Regions from separate parts of the Mus musculus genome. Here regions 1 and 3 are each linked to region 2. Evidence: chromatin loops called from intact Hi-C (ENCODE). Cell type or tissue: left cerebral cortex. All regions are shown on one strand.

Region 1 (8,000 bases), 110 kb after region 2:
CTTCTTACCTGGAACGCCATGGTGTTGGCAATGATAAGGAAGATCCGCAGGGGCAGCCGTGCCTTGTAAGTTCTGTGGCTCCAGAGGCGATGAGCCCCGGCTGTGATGCCCAGAGCGCTGGTCATGTAGTAGAAAATCCCTGCAAGACAAGACAGTGGGAGACTCACCAACAGGCAAATTTCAGTAGTGGAAGTTGCCAAGGCGCCTTCCCTGATGCCAGTGTTCTTTGGTTTTGGGGTGAGGGTCTGTTTTTCACGGAACCATAAGAATCCCTTAGTCTCTCGGGCTTAGTAGCTTTTGCCCCTCAAATGGGCAGAGCTGCCAACTCTTCCAGCAGAGCCCAGGGCCACAAATGGGAGCCTTGTGAAAAACAGCAGATGCATCAATCTGAACATGAAGCAGTTAGGGAAACCCTGAGTTGTAGGGGGCATTGGAGGGATGCAGGGGACACAGTCACATTTAAATATGACAGAAGGGACTGTGGTCCACGTCAGCCCTGAAGCGTCCTGCTTACAGTGCTCTAAGTGACCTTAGGATTCTTAGGCTGGGGAGATGGCTCAGCAGTTAAGAGCACTGACAGCTCTGCCAGAGGTCGTGAGCTCAATTCCCAGCAACCACAGGGTGACTCGCAACCATCTGTAATGGGATCTGATGCCCTTTTCTGGTGTGTCTGAAGACGACGACAGTTTCTCCATATACATAAAATAAATAAATAATTTTTACAAAAGATTCTCATATACTTGCTACATATTTTAAACAGGGTACCATGAATACTGTATTTAACCCTGGAACTTTGAACAGCAGAGAAAATCTGAGTTCAAGGCCAGCCTGGTCTACAGAGTTCCAGAACACTCAGGGACACACAGAGAAACCCTGTCTCAAAAACAAACAAACAAAACCAAACCACCCACAAACCCCTTCTACTTTCCAGTAGAGGAAGTATATCCCAGAAAGGTTAGGTCTGAACAGGGCTACACAATTAGCAAACTAGGAACCCAGTGCCACAACATTTTCCTGACTCATCATCTTCTAGGCATGCAGGCTTAGAGGACATAATTTCTTTTTTTGTTTGTTTGGGTTTTTTGTTTGTTTGTTTGTTTGTTTTGAGACAGGGTTTCTCTGTGTAGCCCTGGCTGTCCTGGAACTCACTCTGTAGACCAGGCTGGCCTCAAACTCAGAAATCCACCTGCCTCTGCCTTCCAAGTGCTGGGATTAAAGGCGTGCGCCACCACCCGCCTGGCTAGGATACTAATTTCTTCTTCTAATATCTTGAATGGGTAAAGAGGTCCTTTGCATCCCCAGCTCTTCTCTGGCCAGCACTCACAGGCTGGGACAGAGGCTCTGGTAGACACTGCTTTCATGACTAAGAAGCAACAACAACAACAACAATAGATCCTCAGAAGCCATCGACTTTTGTTGCAGTCAAGAGGTACACACTGCATAATGTCTATGTCCTGTAGCGGAGACAGAAACCTTCTAAGCAGCTTCCTGTGCACCCCCATTTTCCTCTTCCAGAGTCCTTGTGAGCCAGAGTCAGTGTCTGTCATCCAAAGTAAATTCTAGCCACATTCTCTCAGAGATGATGTCTGCTACCCACGGTCATATGGCAATCTGATTGTCTTATGTACCGGATCTGACCACACTGTACCAGAGCTCCTCAGAAAACCACTAGCAATCAATGGGAGAAAAGAGAAGGTTTGGGGCAACATAGAAGTCCTCAACTTTACACCAAGGAAGTATACATGTTGGGTTCATGCTGTAGATGACCCAGGCACAATCTAGACCACATATGTCAACAGGGGAATTGGGACAAGGACACAGGCACACTGGGATATTCTACCCAAACCTCATCACACCCCATCCCTTGAACTATCACGTCCACCTGTTGGTAAAGGAACATCTGAAGAGTTATTGTAAGCAGTGGGCTAGATCCGTGGTGGCCTTTAATTCCAGTACTTGGGAGGCAGAGGCAGTCAGATCTCTGTGAGTTGAAGGTCAGCCTGGTGTACAGCGAGGCACTGTCTCAAAAAAAAGGGGGTGGGGGGTAGACGGGAGAAGTGGGCTGGAGACTCTTTGAGTCTTGAGCGTTATCAGAGATCTCTTCAGAACTGGGTTCTTTTGCCGAGTTAATAAAGAGAATAAAGGGGCTCTGGAAATAGCTTTCTCAAGATAAAGGCCGGGAAGCGGGGTAGCTAGCCTAAGAACAGAACCGCGCTAACCCCCAACAAAGCACTGCTGCTCTACTTGTGACGTGGAAAAACAGCGGATCCTCTCAGATCTAGGTCATCTGGACAACTTCTAAGAGGACACTCCCAGGACCAAATTTAACTACTTAGAAGACCTATGAGGCCCAGGGCAGAAGAGTTAATACCTGGCTAACTATCCCTCTCCCAACCTTATGCTCTGAGAGAGCTGCCACAAAATACCCACAGCTATTACTGTTCCAGAGAAACCTGCCATGTCTTAAGGAGAGGGGACCTCTCTGAGAGACCCCCTGCTTCTCCTTCCCAACTCAGGTTTCTTAGACGAAACCACATGTAAAGCTCAAATGTATCCCAGAGGTGGCCCACACCCAGTGAATCCCCGGGGAGCTGAATTAGAGGCAGGGCTGCTGAAAGTCCATTCTCTGCCAAGGAGGGGTCACCAGGGCAAGAGGACTGGACTTCCGAACGCTTTGGGTCCTTCGCACTTCATGGTCTCAGGGGACACAGCAAGAGCAGGCTAGATGTGGGAATGGAACCAGAACCTTATTTCATTCTTTTAACATGCTGCTGATTCGCAGGTGCTGCACCCTGGAGAATGACCTGGCGCAGAACACCCACCTGGAGACTGGGTGCTGTAGAAACCTGCATCGTCTTTCCCCAAGGCAAACCAGCTTGGTCTAGTCAAGAGTTTGGAGTCAGAATAGTTGTGTGGAAATAACTGCCTTTTGTCCCTTTCTTTTCAAGGACTGCTCTGGTACAGTGTCCTCGGGGTCTGTTCCCTGCCCTGGCTGAAGAGTAGTCCACAATTGTCCCTGACTAGCACGGGATTTCCCATGCCTCTCAGGTAGGGCTGGGTTCTCTTGGGTCAGGTGGGGCCAGGATGCACAGCTTAAGCAAGCGTCTCATACAGAAAAGCTTGTTCAGAGAGAGTTGCTTCTCTGCCTCAGGTAGACCCCTCCCAGTCTCCTGCACAGGGACTCAGTATTCATGTTAAGTCCCACAAGGAACCAGAAAAAAAGGCTGGGGAAATCTGAACAGAGCAGCCACTGCCTTGGGTCAGAGGGTACCTTATTAGAGAGCAAAGAGAAATCTGAGGCACTGGCCCAAGACAAGGGGCGCTGCTCACCGAAGAGGCAGGTGTAGAGCTTGCAGGAGGGAACCAGTATGATCCCGTACAGGCCTCCCAAGTGCAGCAGGACCATGAGAATGATGTTCCTCCAGACGTACTCCAGCTTGGGCGGGGGTCCCTCCTCATCCTGATAGGTGGGGTCGTGAATATCTTCTTTCATTTCAGGACGGATGTCTTCTTCCAGGTGGAGGGGCACCGTCTTCACCTTCTCTCGTTCATTTCCGGAGGGAGGTGCAGTGATGGTGGTGGTGGTCGTGTAAGAACTGGAGATCTGCAAAGAAAAAATTCAGTCGGGGGAGGCCGATCTGTGGGGCTCTCTCTCTCTGTCTCTCTCTGTGTGTTGTGTGTGTGAGAGAGAGAGAGAGAGAGAAATAGGAAAGAAGAATGAAACATTTATAGCCTCAGTAACACACAAAGGGATCCCCGTGTAAGTTATACAAGTATCGGTAGGACGGGCTTTTCTTTAAAGCAGCGGTTCTTAACCTGTGTCTCACGCTCAGCCCCTTTGGGGGTCAAATGTCCCTTTCAGAGGGGCAGCCCAAGACCATCGGAAAACAGATATTTACATTACGATTCAAAACAGTACCAAAATTAAAGTTATGAAGTAGCAACGAAATCATTTTATGGTTGGGGGGGAGGGGGTCACCACAACATGAAAAACTGTAGTAAATAAAGGATCGCAGCATCTTGAAAATTGAGAACCGCTGCTTTAAAGCTAAAGGCACGAAAGTTGGGACTCATCTGCCCAAATTACAATCTACACCTCTCAACCAACCGGTCACGTCAGAATTCGAGAAAGCCCAGTAGTCCGGAGAACTCTCAACTTTCTCCTCCCGGGACCAGTCACCTAGCTGCGTGGCCAGTGCAAGGAGCGAGGGCCGCTTCTGGAAGCTCACCTCTTGGAGCATGTGGGCCGGCATGATGATAGTCAGTTGCTCGCCTCACTTTCCCAGTGCTGAGATCGAGCGTGGACTTCGGTTCCGGAGCCCGTTGGTGTAGGCGAGTGGCGGAACTGCGCTTGGAAACCTGCCCTCCTGACTCTCGGGATGGGTGTTCAGCCCGGTCTGGCTGTGCACAGATCTCCCTGGGCTGGGATTTTAAAGGGTAGAGCAGGCGATGGGATGACCGTGTTCAGTATTTCCTCAGCCCCCTTTTATCGGCTGCCAGCAAAGGGTAAAGAGCGCAGAGATAGCTAGCCAAGGAAGCCAGGCGTGGAGGTGAGGGAGGGAGGGAGGGAGGGAGGGAGGAAGGGAGGGAGGGAGGGAGGGAGGGAGAGAGAGAGGGCGGGACCAAGAACGGGAAAGAAAGCCAAGTAGATTCCAGAGTAGACCTTGGAGGCGCCGGGATGCTGAAGGCATCAACAGGGCGCGCTGCTCCAACCCCCTGCCTGGGGATAAATGCTAATGTGCCTCCTGTGAAGCCCGTCTTGTCATTGGCCAAAGAGAATTTGGTGCCACCTTGTCCTGCCTTTTCCATTGGCTAGGCGCAATCTGCTGTTCCCTCTGCCTCTAGCTTCTCGCTCTCTCCTCCCCTCTTTTTCTCCTTATCCTCTTTGCTGTGGGCTGATGGGTGACTTTTCTTTAAGAGCAGGATAACGTGATTCCAAGTAGGAATTGTGTGCAAGCCTAGGACTTTGGTCTGGCGCTTAGCAAATGGTTCACTGGGGAAATCGCATCGAAAGAAGTGAGGAAGACACTGGCTACCGCCACTCACAACTCGGTCTAACTTCACATCTACCCCCACTTCCAGGCACCAGCAAAGAGAAACCCCGGGAGACTGGGATATGAGGGTGCGCCCAGGGCTCTGACCCGGGAAAACAATAGTGTATCCCTTCAGCCAGCATCCGGTTGCTGCTGCGTTCTTGACAGCACACGCTGAGTTACAACTGCACTCACTCATTGGGCTCCGTCTGCCGGGGACCGCCTCTGCTGGGAGCCAGAGCCCAATCCTAGCTGCTTCTCCTCAAACGGGACGGGACGTTTGAGAGCTCCTTAGATCCTCACGTTGAGATTCCAAGAAAAGGGACTAAGGAATCAAAGGGCCTGAGTGTGCGGTGCGAATAGCAAACAGGCACTTTGCGATCCCTAAGAAGTCTCAAGAATTTCCTTTTTGTTGAACCCACACTGACCCTGAGCAGTAGGTATTCCTTGGTACTTACTGTTATTGGTTTCTTTTTAGACAAGGTCTCTGAAGCTCTGACTGTCCTGGAACTCACAGTGTAGACCAAACTGGCCTCAAGCTTCATAGATCTGTGTCTGCCTTTGAGCTGGGTCCAGCTCCTCGGTCTTTTTAAAAAGGAAGTGAAATTTAAAAGAGTTGAGGTTACCTGTGGTCACGCTTAGCCAGTGTATGGTGGAGCTAGGAATTGAGTATCAGATGAGTGGCTCAAAGGTAAAGGCAGGCCTGGCATGGTGGCGCATGCCTTTAATCCCAGCACTCAGGAGGCAGAGGCAGGCGGATTTCTGAGTTCAAGGCCAGCCTGGTCTACAAGGTGAGTTCCAGGACAGCCAGGGCTACACAAAGAAACTCTGTCTCAAAAAGCCAAATGCAGCCTGGTCTACATAGTGAGTTCTTTTCTTTTTTTCCTCTTCTCGCTTTTCTTCTGCCTGCCTGCCTGCCTGCCTGTCTGTCTGTCTGTCTGATATCAATGGCTTTGCAGCCTACTCTACATAGTTCCTTTCTTTCTTCTGAAAAAAAAATTTAAGATACGGTTTCTCTATGTAGCTCTCACTATGTTGGAATTTGCTTTGTAGTCCAGGCTGGGCTTCAAACTCAGAGGTGTGCCTGTCTCTGCCTCTCAAGTGCTGGCATAAAGGTTTGTGCCACTAAGCCCAATTTACAAAGCAAATTGTAGATCATTCAGGGTTACATAGACCTGTTTGACAATAGCAGCAGCCAGGTTCTCCTGGGAATTTCCCCTATTCCCTCATTCTGCTCTTATCCCCTAGATCTGGGGATATTACCTGGACTAAACTGTAACACACGTTTGCCAGAAAAGACAAGGGCAGACCCAAGACAGCATGCAGTATAGGAGTCCACTACCTCTCTCCAAAATCAAGCTGCTATGCTAGTGAGAAAGCTTTGGGGCCCCAGAAAACGTTGGGTAAGAGAGAGTTGATTTCAGTGTCTCTAACTGGAGTGGAGACATAGTAGGGACCGGGTTTGTCTGTAATCTTATATGACTGTAACATGGCACCCACTGTAGACTTCAGGAGCTTCCAACCGAGCACACACTAAGACTGCATAATAGGAAAGAAAACTGTGGAAAAACACACGAGTTGGTATCAGGAATTATTAGGACAGTGACTAGCTAGAACGCCTAAATAAATACGATTTGCTTATAGTATATATTTTAAATGTTTATTTTTATTTTTAATTATATGTCTCTATGGGTGGGTTACATGTGCCCAGAGGTATGAGAATCCCTGGAGCTGCAATAACTGGTGGTTGTGAGCTGTTTGACATGTGTGCTGAGAACTGATCTCTGGTCCCCTGCCAGAGCAATGAAGGACATTTAACTACTGAGCTGTCTCTCTCTCTCTTTTTTTTTTTTTTACAATATAACTTACAACTCTCAGCACATGCCTATAATCCCAGCACTCAGGGGGCAAAAGCAGATAAATCTCTGAGTTCCAGGCAAGCCAGAGCTACCTACATAGTGAGGTCCTTTCTCTAAATAAATCAAATTTTAGCATTGTAATTCAGCACATGTTTTAGTGCAGATGAAGGGAAAGCAGAAGGTAAGTTAGAGATGAGGACGGGCATTAGAGCTTTCCTCTGGGTACCAACGGAGTCTTTAAATTCTAAGAGATTGAAAAGAGAGCAAGGAAAAAGTAAAAGTCAGGTCCCACTTAGCCATTTTAAGTAAACACACAGACCTTAGCAAGAATCCATAGAAACGGAGGCCGCTCGTAGAACTGGAGGGCACTCATAGAAACGGAGGCCGCTCACTCAGTCCCTCTCAAGCACGCTGGGCCCATTATTCCGACAAGATTGTACATATTGAGGGCAGGTCCGGGAAAGCAGGTTCACGCTTGGAAAGCCCCTGGATCGTGGCCATCTCTCTGCGTGCCTTTATCCCACAAAGCACCTGGCCAGCTGACTCTTCTGACCTAGAGGGGCACGGTGAAGATGTGTTCCATTGTCCCTCACTGGCAGACACTCTTTAAAAACTGTCACTACTATTGAAAAGGACTGATTGGCACCTAATCTAGAGTGTGTGATGTGTTTGTGTCACCGATCCCATCCTCTTTCATTAACGTAAAAAAACCTGAAGGCCCTCATGGACGGAGGAAGAATGGCCTTCGGCTGATCATGTGAGACAGTTTCCATTCTGTTTCTCTAACTAGGAAACTGTTTCCCTTTCGAGCAGAGGTCACCTCCCGTCGGAGGCTCTAGGTAATAACAGAGCAGAGTTGTCATTTTGACTTGGATTTTGTATTAATTTCATTATAAGAGAGCAAATTTTCCCAACAATTATGAAAGGAAAAAGTATTAGCCTCTTTAAAGGGTTTGTACAGATTGATGAAAACTCAGAATGATTAAAAATGAAAGTACTGAATAGGAACCCTTGATAGAATTATAGATAATCTACAAATAAATAACTAAGATTTGACTTTATTAGCTGTTAAAAAGGCAACAGTGAATATAGTTTGTTACTATTAAAG
Region 2 (8,000 bases):
TAGGAACACCCTACAATTAACTTATTTACTTAATATACCAATGTGGGGGGTTGTTTTATTCTTACTCTCTTGAGTTGAAGGGTCAAAATTAAAAACTGCCATACACTGTGTGTCCTTTTTCATACAGAAAACTTTATAGTCCCGTCCCCAGCTTCCACGCACACACTGTGCATTGCTGTACCAAAGAAGCCTGCACTTCTCGCATCCCTGCATCCCTGCATCCCTGCAAACGCAAGCATAGGCAAACATTCATCACATATTACCTATACCTTTCAACCTGGTCACTTCGTACTTCTTGATGCCAGGCCTCATGCTGTGCTGTATCATCCCTATCACACAGCTTTATTGAAGCTGGCCCACACGGGATGAGACAGGCAGTTTCCTATCTTGATTATCAACAGTTAACATGGTCTCCCACCTTTTCTTCCTGGAACCCTTAACTCATTCCTTTTCTAGGTTTCCAGAACTTTCTCCCCAAGGGAGAGAAATGTAGGACTCCTGTTCTACGTCATTGTCTTGGCAGGCCTCCCTTGCTTTCTCCGATAGACAATGAATGCAATGGCAGCTGGCTTAAGAAACATCACCAACCAGCTCTGATGCAGGCAGCACTGTAGGCTGCAGGTTGAGGGAATGTAAGGGCAGTTTGTCTCCAGTGGAGAGCTGCCTTTAGTAGCAATCAAGGCATTCCAAAGGAAACACTGTGTCTTCTTCCCCAAAGCAGCATGCAATAGATACTTGGAAATCCCAACTCATCTGGTGGACCTTCATCAGTATCTGGAATAGTAGCATGGAGGGTGATGCTCCACCACACACACACACACACACACACACACACACACACACCCTGTGGATGATGGGAGTGGTCCTTTTAAAAGAGACCCCAGGATTTGGAGAGGCGGTTCAGCCATTAAGAGCATTTGCTGTTCTTTCAGAGCACCAGAGTTGGATTCTCAGTTCCCACACAGACTGCTCAACTCCAGTTCCTGGGAACCTGCCACCTCTAGCATTCTCAAGTACCTTCACACATGTGTGCATATGCACACACACACACACATGTCCGTATAATTACAAGTAATACTAAATCTTTTTGTTTGTTTTTAAAGAGAAACCCCAGAGACAAAGCTCACCCCTTCCCCATTGAACACAGAGATGGCCACCTAAGAATCAAAGGCCCATTCTTGGCAGAATCAAACTGCTGGGGCTTTGCTATAGATACCCAGCCCCCAGAACCGTGAGGAGCCAGTATCTGTTGTAAAGGCCTCACAGTCTAAGGGAGTTTGTTTTTAACAGCCAAGGACAAAGGACAAACCCACAGCTAGTAAAAGATCAGACATCACGCAGACAACCCAGGGGGAAGTGACATCTCCAGATAACTTCACACAGTACCTCTGAGCCTCCGCCAGCCATTTGCTGAGGACACCTGGTCTTGTTCAGCATTCTTGGCTATGGTCAGTGAGCCAGGCCTGCAATGGAGGTGTCTGGTCACAAGCCAGAGAGTTGGCAAGCCCCTGAGACCAGAAGGCAAGAGGTCTGGTTTGGTCTCAGGAAATGCCTGGCATCTCTCTTCTTGAGAAGACAAGATGTCTATCAACCCCTTTTCCTAGAGGTGGGAGATACAGTAATGGGGTGACCTGGATACAGAAGGTACTCTGTGAATGCACCGCCTGCATAGGCTACAAGTTCTATCTCTTGAAAGAGTTAACACAGGCCCCAGAGAAGATGGGGCAGCGAGGGAGGTGTGTTAGGTCAGAGCACCCAAGGTTCAAGGGTCATAGGGTCCTCTGAGGAGTGGCTTGAAAGCGTTTCAGCACAGCTAGCTCCTCCCCTTGCCGGCTGAACAGTTTATCCCATCTCCGTATGTCCCTATGTCCCCTTCTTCCTGCTTAGAGTGGAAGAACAGGGCTACCCACTGAGCGGTCACAGAGAACCTTGCAGTAATAATTTAATACCCACTCTCTGTTCCTACTCCACATACATAAGGCTCCCTCGGCTAGATGCTTTTCGGCGGTTTTCAGATAGCAAACTGCAAACTTTCAACAAAAGAGTCTCCTAAAGGTGCCACATGTATTCGCAAGGCGTGAGGTGGGAAGTGGGGGGTGAGGGGTGGGATTGAGATACTGCTGACTGACCTTGGCTGTGCTCTCGGAGTGTGCACAGTGACCATGGTGACCCAGACCAGTGTGAATGGGCAAGCCACAGATCTATGAAAACTTGATTACAGTACCAGAGCTCCGAGTTATTATCTGGTAAGCATCCTGGAGCTGGTGGGCAAGGCTGAGCCATTGTTCCAAAAGGGACTACAGAGGCGCCTGTTGGGGAGGGAGGCCCCTCTCAGCTTTGCTCTCTGTTGGTGGTAGCCATTTCCCCTCCCACGCGCCTCTGGAAATGCAAAGACCGGATGGAGTTGCAAGTGGTCGGCGCTCTAGTGGCTTTCCCACTTTATGTACCTCTCCGCGTCTTCCTGCCCCGGTAGCCAACCCCCACTGCTAGATTGGGTCTTCTCTTCCAGAGAAAGCGCTGAAGCGCCCCCGTGGCAGGGTGGGGGCTGGGTGGAGGACCAGCGGGGGATGGGTGAGAAGCCAGGAGCAGAAAAAGAAGGGAGGAGGGGGGGGCGGAGCTGGAGGCAGAGGGAACAGCAGATTGTGCAGAGCCAATGAGAGCAGCAGGACGAGGTGGTACCAAATTCCCATCGGCCAATGACTAGCCAGAGTTTACGAAGGCCTCATTAGCATCGCCCCCCTCCGCTTGGCTAGGGATGGGACAATGCGGTGTTGGTGTCTGCAGTATTCTGACTCCTGGACACCGGTGGCTGCAAGCTGCGATTTTGGCGTCCTCTCATTTTCTATCCTTATCTCCGCCCGCGGCTGCCCTGGCCAGCCAGTTTTTGATTTTTTATCTGGTCATTGATCAATATAACGAACCTAAGGATATACAGGACATTAATACCCCACTGCCAGCTCTGGCCCAGAGCTTGTACCGCGCAGCGGGCTGCAGAAACTTAGTCATAGCACCCTTTGTCGCTGAGGTCTGAAGCTCGCTGCACGTTCTCATCCCTGGGAACGTGACCCCAGCATCCGACGCCAAGATGCCGGCCCACATACTGCAAGAGGTGAGCTTACACCCCACCCCCCACCCCCTCCTCAGGTTGGCGGTTGCAGATTGGACTTCTAGGTGGGTGGCTGTTGAGGGTTGGAGAGAGTTCAGAGCAGCTGGGAGCATTTAGCCATCATTTCCGAATTGCTCAACCTTGATAGATTGTTTCTGGACCGGGTGATAACCGGATTTTTACTCAGTACAGTTGATTGTCCCAACTTGTGTTTCTTAAAGTAAAACCTGACCTCTTTTCGATATGCGCAGATTTTCCTTTGTGAGTTGCTAAGGGTGCTGCTAATAAAGCGTCCTTTCCTGCCCCTTCATCATAAGGCTTATTCCCGATGGCCTGCACATTTCCGTGTTCCATTGGTGCGCTCTACAGTCATGCAACCTTGGCACTGGGGTATGGCCGTTATTGCATCTCTCCCGCAGTTATATTAGAGGGAAAGTAACCCCTGCTGCCCCCACGCGTCTGCAGTCCCTAATTCTCCACCCCCTCTCATTGCAGATCTCTGGCGCTTACTCAGCCACCACCACAATCACAGCGCCACCTTCTGGGGGACAGCAGAATGGAGGCGAGAAGTTTGAAAAGAGTTCTCACCACTGGGGAGCAGATGTTCGCCCTGAACTAAAAGATGATCTATATGACCCCACCTATCAGGATGATGAGGGGCCCCCGCCCAAGCTGGAGTACGTCTGGAGGAACATCATTCTCATGGCCCTGCTGCATTTGGGAGCCTTGTACGGGATCACACTGGTTCCCTCCTGCAAGCTCTACACCTGTCTCTTCGGTGAGCAGCACCCCTTGTCTTGGGCCAATACTTCAGATTTCTCCTTGATCTTTAAAGAGGTGGCCTCTGGTCTCTGACCCAAGGCAGTGGCCCTTTCTTTTTGGTTCTTGTTGGACCAGCTGGACTGGGCAAAGAACCTCGTGGTGTTAAGAATGGGGGGAGGGGGGAACTTGAGTCTTGAGAGTCTCATAACATTGATGCAGAGGTCTCTGAGCAGGCTTTTCTGTATGAGTCACTTGATGGCACCTGTCCCAGCTTTGCCTGCCACAAGAGAAGCAGGGCCTGCCTCAGAGACGTCAGAGCCAAGAGCTAGACCACGGGCCTAGTGGGTAACCTGTTGAGTCCAGTGAGGGGACAAAGCCATGGGATGCTGTTTTAGGCAGAGAGAACAGAGGGTAGGTTATAAGCCTAACTGTTTGGACTTCCTGCCTGGCCAGACTAGGCTGGTTTGCCTGGAGAAAGATGACGAAGGCTCCTGTATATCCAAGTTCAAAGGTGTATGGTACCACGATTTGGTACAAGCCAGTCAACAGACCATTCTTAGAATAAAATAAGATTGCAGGAAGGTTTTACCTTCTATTCAGCCTTCTGCCCCTCTTTTCCTGTCCACATTGTGCTGTGGCACTTTTCTCTCCACACCTAACACATACCTCCTGAGCAGGAAGAGAGCCTGGAGCAGCCACAGCCCAACTGTGATGAGTGTGCCCCTGTGCCACTGACCTGCCTAGCTCAGCTGCCCAGGGAGCCATGGGTAGTGCTGCCCCCTAGCGACACGCATGTGCTTTGCGGGTGGTTACACAACTGAACATTGAACCAGGAAGGAGGGACTGCATCTATAGTCAGGGCCTCTTGCTGCTCTCAGAGAAGCGGAGAGCAAGGGTTTCTTTAGAACAATTGATTTTCTAGAACAGTATCTGCATGTAGGTACTAATGGCAGGTCTCTTGCAGGACAGTGTATAGAAAGGCTGGTTGTCTCATTGTTGGCTGTCTCTCTGCCTCAGTCCTCCTAGGTCCTATAAGTGGTGAGATTCGATTCTTGAGAGTTTTCCAGGTACCAAACTTTTTCTCCCAAGACAAGGTTTCTCTGTGTAGCCCTGGCTGTCCTGGAACTGGGTCTTTAGACCAGACTGGCCTCCAACTGCAAGATCGGCCTGCCTCTACTTCCTGAGTTCGGGGATCAAAGGCGTGTGCCACCACCACCCAGCTCCCACTCATAGTCTTCACATCTTTGTCAAAAGTAGGAATGGAATACTTCTTTAGAATAGTTGTGTGCCCTGCCAGCCTTTTCCTGACTCGGCTGCTTTAAGAGTCTTTTGTACCTTTGTGGACTCCGTAACTCTGGAGCCGAATAGGTGCTTTTGACAGCACAGAGAGATTTTACAAAGCTCCACCCCCTCCCCCTCCCCCTCCCCATCCCGATTCTGAAGTTAAAGCTAAGAAAGAGATAGTTCCTACCCACCATTGTGAACACTTTTCTGGCAGACAGGGGAGGGATCTAAGTCTCCTGTTTGCTAGACGGAGAGGTGGACTGAAGAGGCCTAAGACTGCCTAGGTTTGTGTGTCCTGTGTGGTTGTGCGCACAACCACACACACACACACACACACACACACACACACACACACCCCTCTACCCCATCATCTGAGTTTTGATCCAGTCTACTTGGGTCATCTGCAGCATAAGCCCTTGGTGCTCAGCGAAGGGCTTTGGCTCTGCCCAAAGCCATCCCGTGATGCAGGGCTCTGGTTACCCTAGGATTTTTCCAGATAGGAAGGCCTTTCATCCGTGGCTGGTCTCCTGGGATCCTGTAGGAGGTACGGGAGTTGGGAAGGAGGAGAGAGGGGTCTCAGGAAACATGTTATCTGACTGCAGAAGGACGCAGCAGTTGGTGCAATGTGGGGTGTTTCCAGTAGCAACTAAGTTCTGTAGTCTGTGAAGGTCCTTTGTTTCTTGGTGTTCCTTGGGAGGGAGCCAGTATTAGCCTATTCTACCAAGGCCCCTGCTCCCTAGTTCTGCAAATAGGGGGAGGGTGTCAGATGTCTGTACCGCTCTCTGTCCCAGTGAGATATCAGGACTGTCACTTCTTGAGCCTTTCTGCTTCAAGGACAGTGAAGCAGTGTTTTTCTGCCAGCTTTGAGCATCTAACATTCTGCAAGGACAGGACCATGGCCAGGGAGAGAAACAAGACGAGGGAGTGGATATGCAGATCTTAGGGGCTGAGTAGTAGAACGGAAACAGGTGATGGCGGATGGAAAACTCACCTTCGAACAGTAGACAGACGACCTTTTCCAGAATCTGTTTCTTTAATAAAAGTGCTTGGTACAACTAGTAGTACCTTGTTCAAGGTGTGTGGAGAATATGAGAGTATTAGTACCCTTGGTAATGTTTGCGCCACTATGCAAATCTGACTTCCCGTTATGCTGCTGTGGTGTTGAAATGCACCTTTGCTAAAAGCCTTGTGTAGAGTTAGCTATTCAGTATGCCACTGCTTGTCTTTTCCAGTTAGCCATTGCCCAAGCTGTTCTGGCTGGTGCTTCAGAACTGCCCTTGGATATGGGTTCTAAGTTGAGGAAATGCAGTTTCCTGACCAGAAATCTTTAGAGGACTGCTAGAGGTCAAAGAACATTGGCCCTGGGAATGAAACCCAGTGATAGCCAGACTCGTGATGACCAGTGGTACCAAATGTTTAAAATGTATGAAGTTTCTACAAATCAGTGCGCCCCAGGGCTGCAGGGAAAACCAGGCCTTTACCCAAAGGCTAACTGAGAAGCTGACGGGTGCCAGGAACCTGTCTTTGGCATACTTCCCTTATGGATCTTGGCTTGTTGGTGACACCCAACTTTCTGGTCCTACAGCGTATTTGTACTATGTAATCAGCGCCCTGGGCATCACAGCCGGGGCTCATCGCCTGTGGAGCCACAGAACATACAAGGCACGGCTGCCCCTGAGGCTCTTCCTCATCATTGCCAACACCATGGCGTTCCAGGTAAGAAGTGGGTGCTGTGGCTGTGTCTCCGCCCAGGGGTGGGTAGTCAGGGATCAAGGTCTGGATAGTTGACTAGGACAGCCATTGTTTCTACTGCTATGTGGTCCCCTAGAGTGAAGATCAGTGCTGAAGTCCATATACCATAGAGTCACTTGTAAAGGGAAACAAGAAAGGGTCCCCATGTGCCGGGTCACTTTTCATCTTAGAGTCCCAGGGGTGTCACACAGCTTGGCAGTTGTGGGTCTTTAGTATAAAGGGCACACAAGAGCTGAGCACTGACTCTGGTTTCTTAGACCATAAGTGAACCGTTCGTTTTAAAGTAACTGTCTTAGACTCTACCACAGTGGGATGGACACGGACCCACAGGTGTCGTAAGACCCTGGGGCTCTTTTAAGTCCTCAAAGCCATTTGAGGAAGTAGACACAATTGTTGCTACCCCTCTACAAGCGCCGGAGCTTACACCGGAGAAAAGACAGAGACTTGGTAGAGGACCCTCGTGGCTCCTAAGCTCTTAAGGACACAAGGGTAGCCACTGGTGGGTTTAATTTGCAGCAAGATGAAACTAGGAAACCAAATTGGTCCTCTGTGCCGTGTCGAGATTTGAGATGCTCACCAGATTTGCCAAATCCTCTCTGGTGGAGCAACTTTACTTTTCAAAGATCCCTAGTATTCTTGGGGGACAGAGGGGGTGTGGAGGAAGAGACAGTGGTGTACTCTTGAGGTAAGCCAGGATGCAGACAGGCCCAGAGGTCCTTGGGTGATGTACCTGTGCTCGGGAGTTACCTGCTGGCCTTGATCCTGGGCAGAAAGGGCTGCCACTTGGTGAATGGGTTTCTCCACTGTTTCTACAGAGGAGCACCCCAGGAGTCAGGCCACTTGCCTTGTAACTAACTCTGTGAGCCATAGGATAAGGCGCTCCATGTGAGCCCTGCCCCGAAGTCCCTGCTTGGAAAGCTGCTATGGGATTCTCCAAATGGCTCATTGGTTAAAAGTGCTTTCTGTGCAAGCCTGACAGTTTGATCTTAAATCTGGAAGGAGAGATCTGAGTCCTGAAAGTTGTCCTCTGACCACACATGGGCCGTGACACGTGTGCACCTGTACCCACACACGTAAAATTAGCTTTAGGATTGAC
Region 3 (8,000 bases), 100 kb before region 2:
TCTGTGTGCTCCAGCTTGCTCACAGCCTACACTGTGGTATTGCTACATCTCTGAACCTGGACATCAAAGCTCCCCAGATAGTGTCCCACACTATTGAACCCCAAACCCTCTTCTCAGAAACTCTCCGAAGCCTGAATCATTTTCTTTCTGGCCCTAAGAAACACGGATCATGTGTTACACAGTAACCAATCACACAAAACCCACTAAATAAAAGAGGGGACCCTCTACCCTTTACAAAGGGTTCAACATTTCCACCGGTCAACACAATACGGTGGCTGCTGGCTCAGTAGTAGGCACTTGGATGTGAAAATCAGGTTACCTAGTAATCTCAGACGAATCTCCTTTTATTAACAATATTTCCACCCACTGGGATTCCTCCATTGAACTCAGTGTGAGAAGCCATAGGAGTTGCTTATTGGTATTTACACAAAATTCCCAGGATCCGCTTGCCTAACACAGATGAATACTGCCTGGGAGGTACAGACATTTTACACACTCGTGCCTCTTACAGGCAGATGGTCACAGGCAGCGGCTACTCACACAGACAGATGTCCACGAGGAACACTATGTATACCACAAGCTCCCTCAGGGTGGTCTTGACATAAAGCTCCCTGTTCTCGGCTGTGTTCTCAGTCAGCGTTGTCCCCCACAGTCCTACGGGCGTAGAAAGAAGCTCTGAGTCCCCAACAGCACATCATTTTAGTTATCCAGCCCTCCCTGTCCCTACCCCATCTCCACTGGTCCTTCCTCACCCATCCTGTAACCCCCGGGACCTGACACCCACACCCCTGCCTCCCTGCCTGCCTGCCTGCCCTCCTACAAAGTCTCTGTGAGAGACAGGGTGAGGTTACTGGGTCAGAGTGAGGCTGTGAACAGGGCAGGCATCTGTTTCAGGTGGGGTGGTCTAGAGCCTCCTCACTTCAGTGTTCCATGAACCACGCTCTCCCACAACTCCTGGATTCCAAGGTAATGACTGTGCTAAGTGAGCTTTCTGGCAGACCAGGAGCCAGGCGTCTGTCCTGGGGCAAGCAATCCTAACACCAGCTAATCAAAGACACCAAGGTTTCTTCTTTGGGTCACTTTTGTCCCCCTCTCAAACCTAAGGTCGTCCCTTCTCTGACTCTAACTCTCCAGGAAAACCTCTCCTTGTGCCCCGTACCTCTGATGCTCCGACAGATATGGAGACAGCAGCTGGACACCAGGGTTCTCTGTGTCTTCTCCTGGCATCTGACTTCTGGCTTTTTGGGTTGAGTCTCAGGGAGAGCCACACTGGAGACAGTGCAGATCCTCAGCGTCCTGTTCGGGGAAGGAGGGTCGCTGTAGGCAGGATTGTCCCAGGCTCTGTTCCCCAGGGTTTGTAGCTCCTGATTCTTGGGGCTTTCCATACTATTCATGGGGACAGGAGGTAGAAACCTGCCACCACAGGTGCCCACTCTCACAGGAGACACAGGGACAAAGACCCAGACTGACACTGGTAGCAGAGAGCCCAGGCAGTATTGTCTAAGAGCAGCTGATCCTTTCAACCTCGGCCTCCTGTCTGGGTGGGGGAGCTGAGCTCACATAGGAGAGGGAGCAGGAAGGATGCAGATGGTCATCAATCCTTCAATGAGCTCTCTCTCTCTCTTTTCTCTCTCTCTCTCTCTCTCTCTCTCTCTCTCTCTCTCTCTCTGACACAAAAGGAATGGAACTATAAGGGGAACTGGAATTGAGAAAAGAAAGGGGTGTGAGGATGTTATGCAGACAGACTAGAAGGATGGGGGAGGGGAGCAGGGGGGTGTGCTAGGGCCAGATAGAACCCGGAGTAGGATGTTCAAATCTCCAACTGTTGAGTTGGTCAAAGGGCAGGGACAACGGGGGAGGAGGGAGGGAGCAGTAGAGAAGCTAGGAGAAGAAAGGGTTGCAGAGCTCTGTGGTGGGTGTGAGCTGATACCACTTAAAAAAAAAAAAGGCTTAAAGGGACTACCATGGATTAGGGTGAGGACCAAGCCCAGGGATGTGTTCCTTGACAGCTCTATCAGTAGTCTCCCAGGCCCTTCAGTGTGCCTCCTTCAGCTGTCCCCTGGTGACTGGAGAAGGAGGCTCCCAGTGTGCCCTTCCCTTAGAGGTCAGTGAAAGACACAGGTGAAGGCAATCAGGCTGTCAGATCTTAAGAGATAGGGTCTCTGCTGGTGACAAGAAAAGGAATGCAGAGTTCCAGGCTGGCTTTCTTTCCCTGACGTTTGGCTTCATGGCTTAATGGTGACACACACCCTTAGAGATGGACCTCTTGAGCATGTGGGGCTGGGTAGGGAAGGCATAACTCGGGGCCTAGGGCAAGGGTGAGGTGACATCTGTCTGTACCAGATGATCTGGTCAATCTTTTCCTGGGACGTGACTTAGCACTAGAACTGTAAGCTTCAGCATAAACTGAGTCCGAGAGCTCTTGGGACCAGCAGCATCCCGTCTTGCTCGCTTTCCTGAATGGAGACTTGGCGTGGACCTCTGGTCACAGTACTGCTTGTGCCCAGCTCTGGCCTTTGCTCATTTGCCCAGGTTTCCCTGTAAGCAAGAGCTGTGGCCCAGAATAGTGCTCCTGCTGAAATGTTGGTAGTTGTTCATCCAAGGTGCTGCAGGGGACTCTTCTAACCAAGGATCTTTGCCTACAGTTACTTTAGCCACATTGGCTTCAAGTCTGCCTTCAAGTTCAGCAAAGCATAGCAGCCTGGAGGAGATCTCCAGCCTCAAGTACTCCCAGAGGAAGAACTTAACCTGGTTTAAGCTCCACCCCCTGATTAAGCCATGTTTCCTAAATCCTAAGACAGGGAAGAAAGGTCATGCTCCCTGAACCTGTGACATGAATTTCTTGGCCAAGGCCAGGACACTGGAAAGGATTGACTCTCTCCATGGTCTGACCCTCCCTAGAAGGACAAGTGTCCATCTCTCCGCTGTTCCAGTCAGTGAGATCCACTGCGGTGCCAGCTTTCCTTGGAGAGAAGGGCGAGAAGCTGGGCCGGGGGGAAGCATCTTGCATTGGATCAGCTGAGCGAGGAGGGAGCCAAGAGCCTTTTAGGCAATTGCACAAGGACTCCAGACTTCTATCTAACTTTGGACCCTGAGGTGGAGTCAGGAACAGGGTGACAACAGTGTGGTCCTTGATAAAGCAAAGGGAGGAGCATTCAATGGCTTCCCAGTCCCTTGGGCAATCCTGAATTCTGGAGGAAGCCTGAGATCAGCTGAGAGAGGTCTGAGTGGACCTGAGGACACTCCTCCTCGCGTGACAAGTCTCCTCATGTGACAGAGCTCCAGGCCACATCGTCACTCTCCTGGAACCCATCCAGTCCCTTTTCCTGCTCATGACTGAGCCCTTTTCCTCGTGTGTGGATCACACTATACCGCCCTATGGGGCAGGCTATGCCGCGCAGGTTGAGAAATCTCAGAAGAAAAAGAAGTCACAAATCAAATAAAAATTTCATGATGATTTTTGTTTGATATTTCTTCAAGTTCTCAAGCCCCATGGGTTCTTGACTCTTCCTGTTTAAAAAAAAGGGGGGGGGCAAACAGTATTGATGGGGGAAGCTCAGACTCTCAAAAGTGAATTTGAGCAAAACTCCTGGGTCTAACGCTGCCTCTCTAACTCACCAGTGGTATGTTGCAAAATGAGAAGCTAGCAGGGTGTTAAAGAAAATAGCTCCCCTGGAGGGTTGTCTCGGGCTAAACTACCAAACTTTATAAGGTTTTATAAGCTGTGTTCTTAAAGCACAGGGCAGACTTCACATCTTCTGGTAGCATCCAGCCCTGAGCTGTCCACTCACACAGCTCATTGTAAGGTGGACACTTTCAGGAAGCACTGTGTTGACATCATCTCCGAGTGACATGGAGATCAGGATGTACCCAAACAGCTACATGGGGTGATAGCTGTGGGCTGGAGGGACTTGAAAATTGTGGAATGACAGAGCTCTTAACTAAAGACAGGTCATGTGGCCCATCAGTACCCAGATCACACTTGGTCAAGAAGCCCATTAATCCTCTCAGTAGGTTGGTCTCCTTTCTCCATTGGCATGAGAATTGGGTCTGGTGCTCTCCTGGTGTGGAGCGGGAGGATGGCCACCCCTGTTTTCCACCAGTGTGTTCCGTTTCTTGACATGGCTACCTTGAAAGACTTCTTCAGAGCTTTCTGGGTTTACCAGACTCTGTCATGCTGGGGTGTCATGCTGTGTGTGACAAGAGCCACATTGAGTGGGATGGCGGGTCCCACTGCTGCTTCAGAGAAAGGGTGAATGGAATGTGTCGTGGCATATTATCTCAGCTAACTCGCATGGTGTAAGTTTTTGTTGCTAGATAAAGATTACCTGGAGATCATAAAGAGAACCTCTTTCCGAATTAGGCTTCAGGGAATTTATTCAGGGACCCAGTGAATTAAGTCCTTCGGCAGAAGGCACTACATAAGTGCTTTGTCCTCTGTGACCACCAGGTGGCGGCAGGATGGGGGCGCAGTTCCAGCTCAGTACAGATGAAGACTCTCCTGAAAGAAAAAAAAATCAGACAGGCACATTTGGAAAGCAGTCTACTCAGCAGGTCCAGGTGCCTTCCCCTCCCCCCTGTCCATTCCTTTTTCCTTTTTATTTGCCTATGGGGAAAACTCTCGTCTGGATCTGTCAATATGAATCTTAATCCCCAGGGATTGGTCATTACAGAAGCTGCCTCACCATCTCTATGGCCCTAGTTCCTCAGAGAAACAGGCCAGAGTGCAAGACTTTTAGTGAGGCTATCCCTGTGAGAAAGCAGGAGGTGGCTGAGTTTACCATGCGTGCGTGTGTGTGTGTGTGTGTGTGTGTGTGTGTGTGTGTGTATCATTCCTGATACTCATGTCTGTCCCTGAGTGAGGGAGACAGGGGGACAGAAGGTTAGTGAATGGCTGTGGTGTAACCTAAAACAGGGTTGGTTAGGGCCTTCGGGGAATCAAAAAAAAACATCAAGGGTGCTGGGTTCAGTGCTTGAGTGCACTGGCTGCTCTTCCAGAGCACCCATGTTTAATTCACAACACTCACTTGTTAGCTCACGACCATCTATAACTCCAGTCCCAAAGCCCTCTTTTGCTCTCTGGCGGCACCAGGCGTGCACTGGGTGCCCAGACATACATGCAGGCAAAACACCCAATACACAAACAACAAAAATAAATCTTTAAAAAGAAACAGACCACCAAACAACCCCTGTATCCCCAAGGACTGGGCTTGCTCCCCTCCCTGATTGGCCTCTCTGCTTCTGAGACATTAAGGAGAACGCTGCCCCAGGCAAACAATCTTGCTCAGTGGCTCTCCCTGTCTCTGTAGTTGAACGGTGAACAACATCAGGTCAATGCCCTTTCTTTAGACCCAGTTTCTCAGGTTACTCTACCCTGAGTCAACAATGAGGTCACCGGAGGTGTGCTGGCTAGTTTTATGTCAACCTGACACAAGCTAGAATCATTTGGGAGATAAGATAACTCAATTGAGAAAATGCCTTCATAACCTGTGGCCACAGGCAAACGTGGAGGGCATTTTCTTAATTAGGAGTTGATGGGGGAGGACCCAGCCTGTTGTTGATTGGGCTATCCCTGCTGGTAGTCCTGGGTTCTATAAGAAAGCAGGCTGAGCAAGCCATGTGGACCAAGCCAGTAAGCGGTACCCCTCCACGGACTCCAAATCAGCCCCTGCCTCCAGGTTCATGCCTTGTTTGAGTTTTTGCCTTGGCTTCCTTCAGTGATATGGAAGCACAAGACAAATAAACTGTTTCTTCCCAAGTCGCTCTAGTCATGGTGTTTCATCACAGCAATGATAACCCTAACTGGGACATCTAAGCAAGGCCAAGTAGGTGACAAATCAGCCACAGCTTTGCCAGGTGGCCCAGAGGGTCTGGAGGCTGATGTCATGTATCTGTAATATGTAGGTGCTAATATTTGTCTGTGGAAAACAACAATTTGTAAGCAGAGTACTGGGGGATGAGCCAGTAGCTGCCTGCCTTGTCCTAGGGTGGCCACAGTTAGGGTCCCAAGCTGACTCTGGGCTTCTGTGAGTGCTCCTGAAGGCTGAAGTTCTGTGGTGGCATCGAGGGCCCACTGAGCATGGGTCCTGGGCTTAGCTCTTCTCAACTGCTGTCCTCAGCTTAAAAGGGGATAAATGAAACCAACTCTCTGCTGCTTTAGCAGAGGACATGGAGAAACCCGGACCCCACGATCACATCTGGACCAGAGAGTATTGCAAATCCAGAGTGAGTTAACCCTGAGCTTTGAAGGGGAATTTCCCAGACCTGGCAAGGTAGCTGTGAAGTCTGGAAATGCACCAGGTTACAGTCATGTGTGCTTTGGACGCCAAAGGCAAAGCTGAGGGCACTGTGGGTTTTCCTTTCTCCTCATGGGCAGGAAAGATAAGAAGGCGAACTAGGTCAGAGAGGGGGGTAGAAGACCTCCGCAGTTAGCCTAAGGGGAACTTCAAACTGTCTCTTGCTGAAAGATCAGAACCACAGTCCAGGGTGTCTGCATCCTGGAGTGGGTTCATGAGACAAGGGTGGATGGTGGGACTGAGAGAAACAAGTGCTAATGAATACACTTCAAACTTTCTGGTTAGCAATAGCTACATGTCCAGCTCTGGAACCTTCTGTGGAATTCCCAATGCTGGGAATTTATCTGATATTTGCAAACAGCTAACGTGTAGCCAGCCATGCGCAGACTCTAGACCTCCCAGCCCAGAGCACACAAGAAGAAATTTTTAAATGCTGCTCTGTTACCTCACCGTAAGCCTGTTCCCTAGTCCTGTCTGATTCTCGGAGTTGCTGTACTGAGATGGCCCCTCTCCCACTTCCCCATTTAATACACTATGGTTGTGTTCTGTGCCATTGCATGCTGGCATGTACAGTTTGCTTGGGGGTTTTGTCCACTTTGTCTTAGAAATGTGTGTGCTCAGGCTGGGTGTGGTGCCACGTGCCTGCAATATCAGCACTTAAGAAGTGGAAACAGGAGAATTGGGAGTTCAAGACCAGCCTCGGGTACATAGAGAGTTCAAATCCAGTCTGGGATACATGAGACCCTGTCCACCAAAAAAAAAAAAAAAAAAAAAAAAAAAAAAAAGCCAGACATGGTAGACCCATGGTAATCCCATTAGGAGGCAGAGGCATGCAGATCTCTGAGTTCAAGGACAGCCTGGTCTACAAAGTGAGTTCCAGACAGCCAGAACACCCTGCCTCAAAAAACAAAGAAAGCAAAGAAGCAATAAAAATCTGTGAGCTCCCAGGGGTGGCAGTGAACTTGACTTAGTTGCCTCACATGAAGAAGAGCCTTGGCTTTCTGCTGAGCACATGGGATTCCAATCCACAGGGCAGGCAGCTACCCGGGTGTAGGAGTGTGGGATGGAGAAGCAGAAACTCCCAGTTCTAGTTCTGAAAGATAGTCATGGATAAGTCCCTGTTCCCCTGAGAGGACACCCTAGCTTCCAAGAGGTGACCGTTTCTACTTGGGGGTAGTCTCGGCATGGGGTGATCTAGACACATCTCTGCTGTTCCTGAGATCCAAGATGGCTGTAGGTTTAGGACACCAGCTGGAGCCTTTGCAGGGATCTGGGGAAGGAATGTGACTATGGTGTGCCTTTGGTTCTCTTACGCCTGTGCCTTTGGCCTTGTTATGGCTGCGTTACAGAGACTCCGTGAAGGACTAACATAACTCGTGCAGGTGTCTGACTCAGATGGACGGATTCAAAAGGGAACCTGTTTATACTGCTTTCTGGTTTTGCTTTTTTAAATCTTCTGAGCTCTTGAGCAGAAATGTTTCGACATGCTTGTTAAAGGCTGGCAAGATGGCTCAGGGGGAAAAGACATTGGCTGCCAATCTAAATGACTGAAGTTTGATCCCTAGAACCCACGTGGTAGAAAGAGAAAAGCAAATCCTGACTGTTGACCTCTAACCTCCACTTGGGCTCTGTGGCTTCCAAATCCTCATTCTCATTCCCCAATGTTAGTGCAACACACACACACACACACACACACACACACAC

The links. Hi-C counts contacts between places; a loop is a spot of excess contacts. Peaks named below come from ENCODE experiments on the same cell type or tissue, not always from the same donor. Only the 100,000 strongest peaks of a DNase experiment are listed, where the experiment ranks them.
Region 1: it touches region 2 in a loop (8-fold over the local background); 5 of 42 quality-filtered maps call a loop at or near these places.
Region 3: a loop joins it to region 2, with 5 times the contacts of the local background. A loop is called at or near these places in 17 of 42 quality-filtered maps.

Annotation. Positions count from the first base shown.
Region 1 is chr19:44,403,157-44,411,156 of GRCm38, forward strand. It overlaps Scd1 (stearoyl-Coenzyme A desaturase 1), which reads right to left and starts at 4,553. Exons shown (of 6, transcript NM_009127.4): 1 at 4,230-4,553; 2 at 3,331-3,604; 3 at 9-139. The coding sequence starts at 4,253. In left cerebral cortex, a CTCF peak has its summit at 4,325; DNase peaks (open chromatin) are centred at 4,361, 4,775 and 5,189; H3K4me3 peaks cover 2,298 bases; H3K27ac peaks cover 1,269 bases.
Region 2 is chr19:44,291,303-44,299,302 of GRCm38, forward strand. It overlaps Scd2 (stearoyl-Coenzyme A desaturase 2), which reads left to right and starts at 2,374. Exons shown (of 6, transcript NM_009128.2): 1 at 2,374-3,109; 2 at 3,602-3,884; 3 at 6,738-6,868. The coding sequence starts at 3,086. In left cerebral cortex, CTCF peaks have their summits at 2,752, 3,652 (motif pointing left) and 4,649 (motif pointing left); DNase peaks (open chromatin) are centred at 536, 1,462, 1,816, 2,689 and 8 more places; H3K4me3 peaks cover 6,371 bases; H3K27ac peaks cover 6,429 bases.
Region 3 is chr19:44,190,881-44,198,880 of GRCm38, forward strand. It overlaps Pkd2l1 (polycystic kidney disease 2-like 1), which reads right to left and starts at 1,562. Exons shown (of 15, transcript NM_181422.3): 1 at 1,160-1,562; 2 at 541-654. The coding sequence starts at 1,394. In left cerebral cortex, a CTCF peak has its summit at 4,442 (motif pointing right); a DNase peak (open chromatin) is centred at 4,454.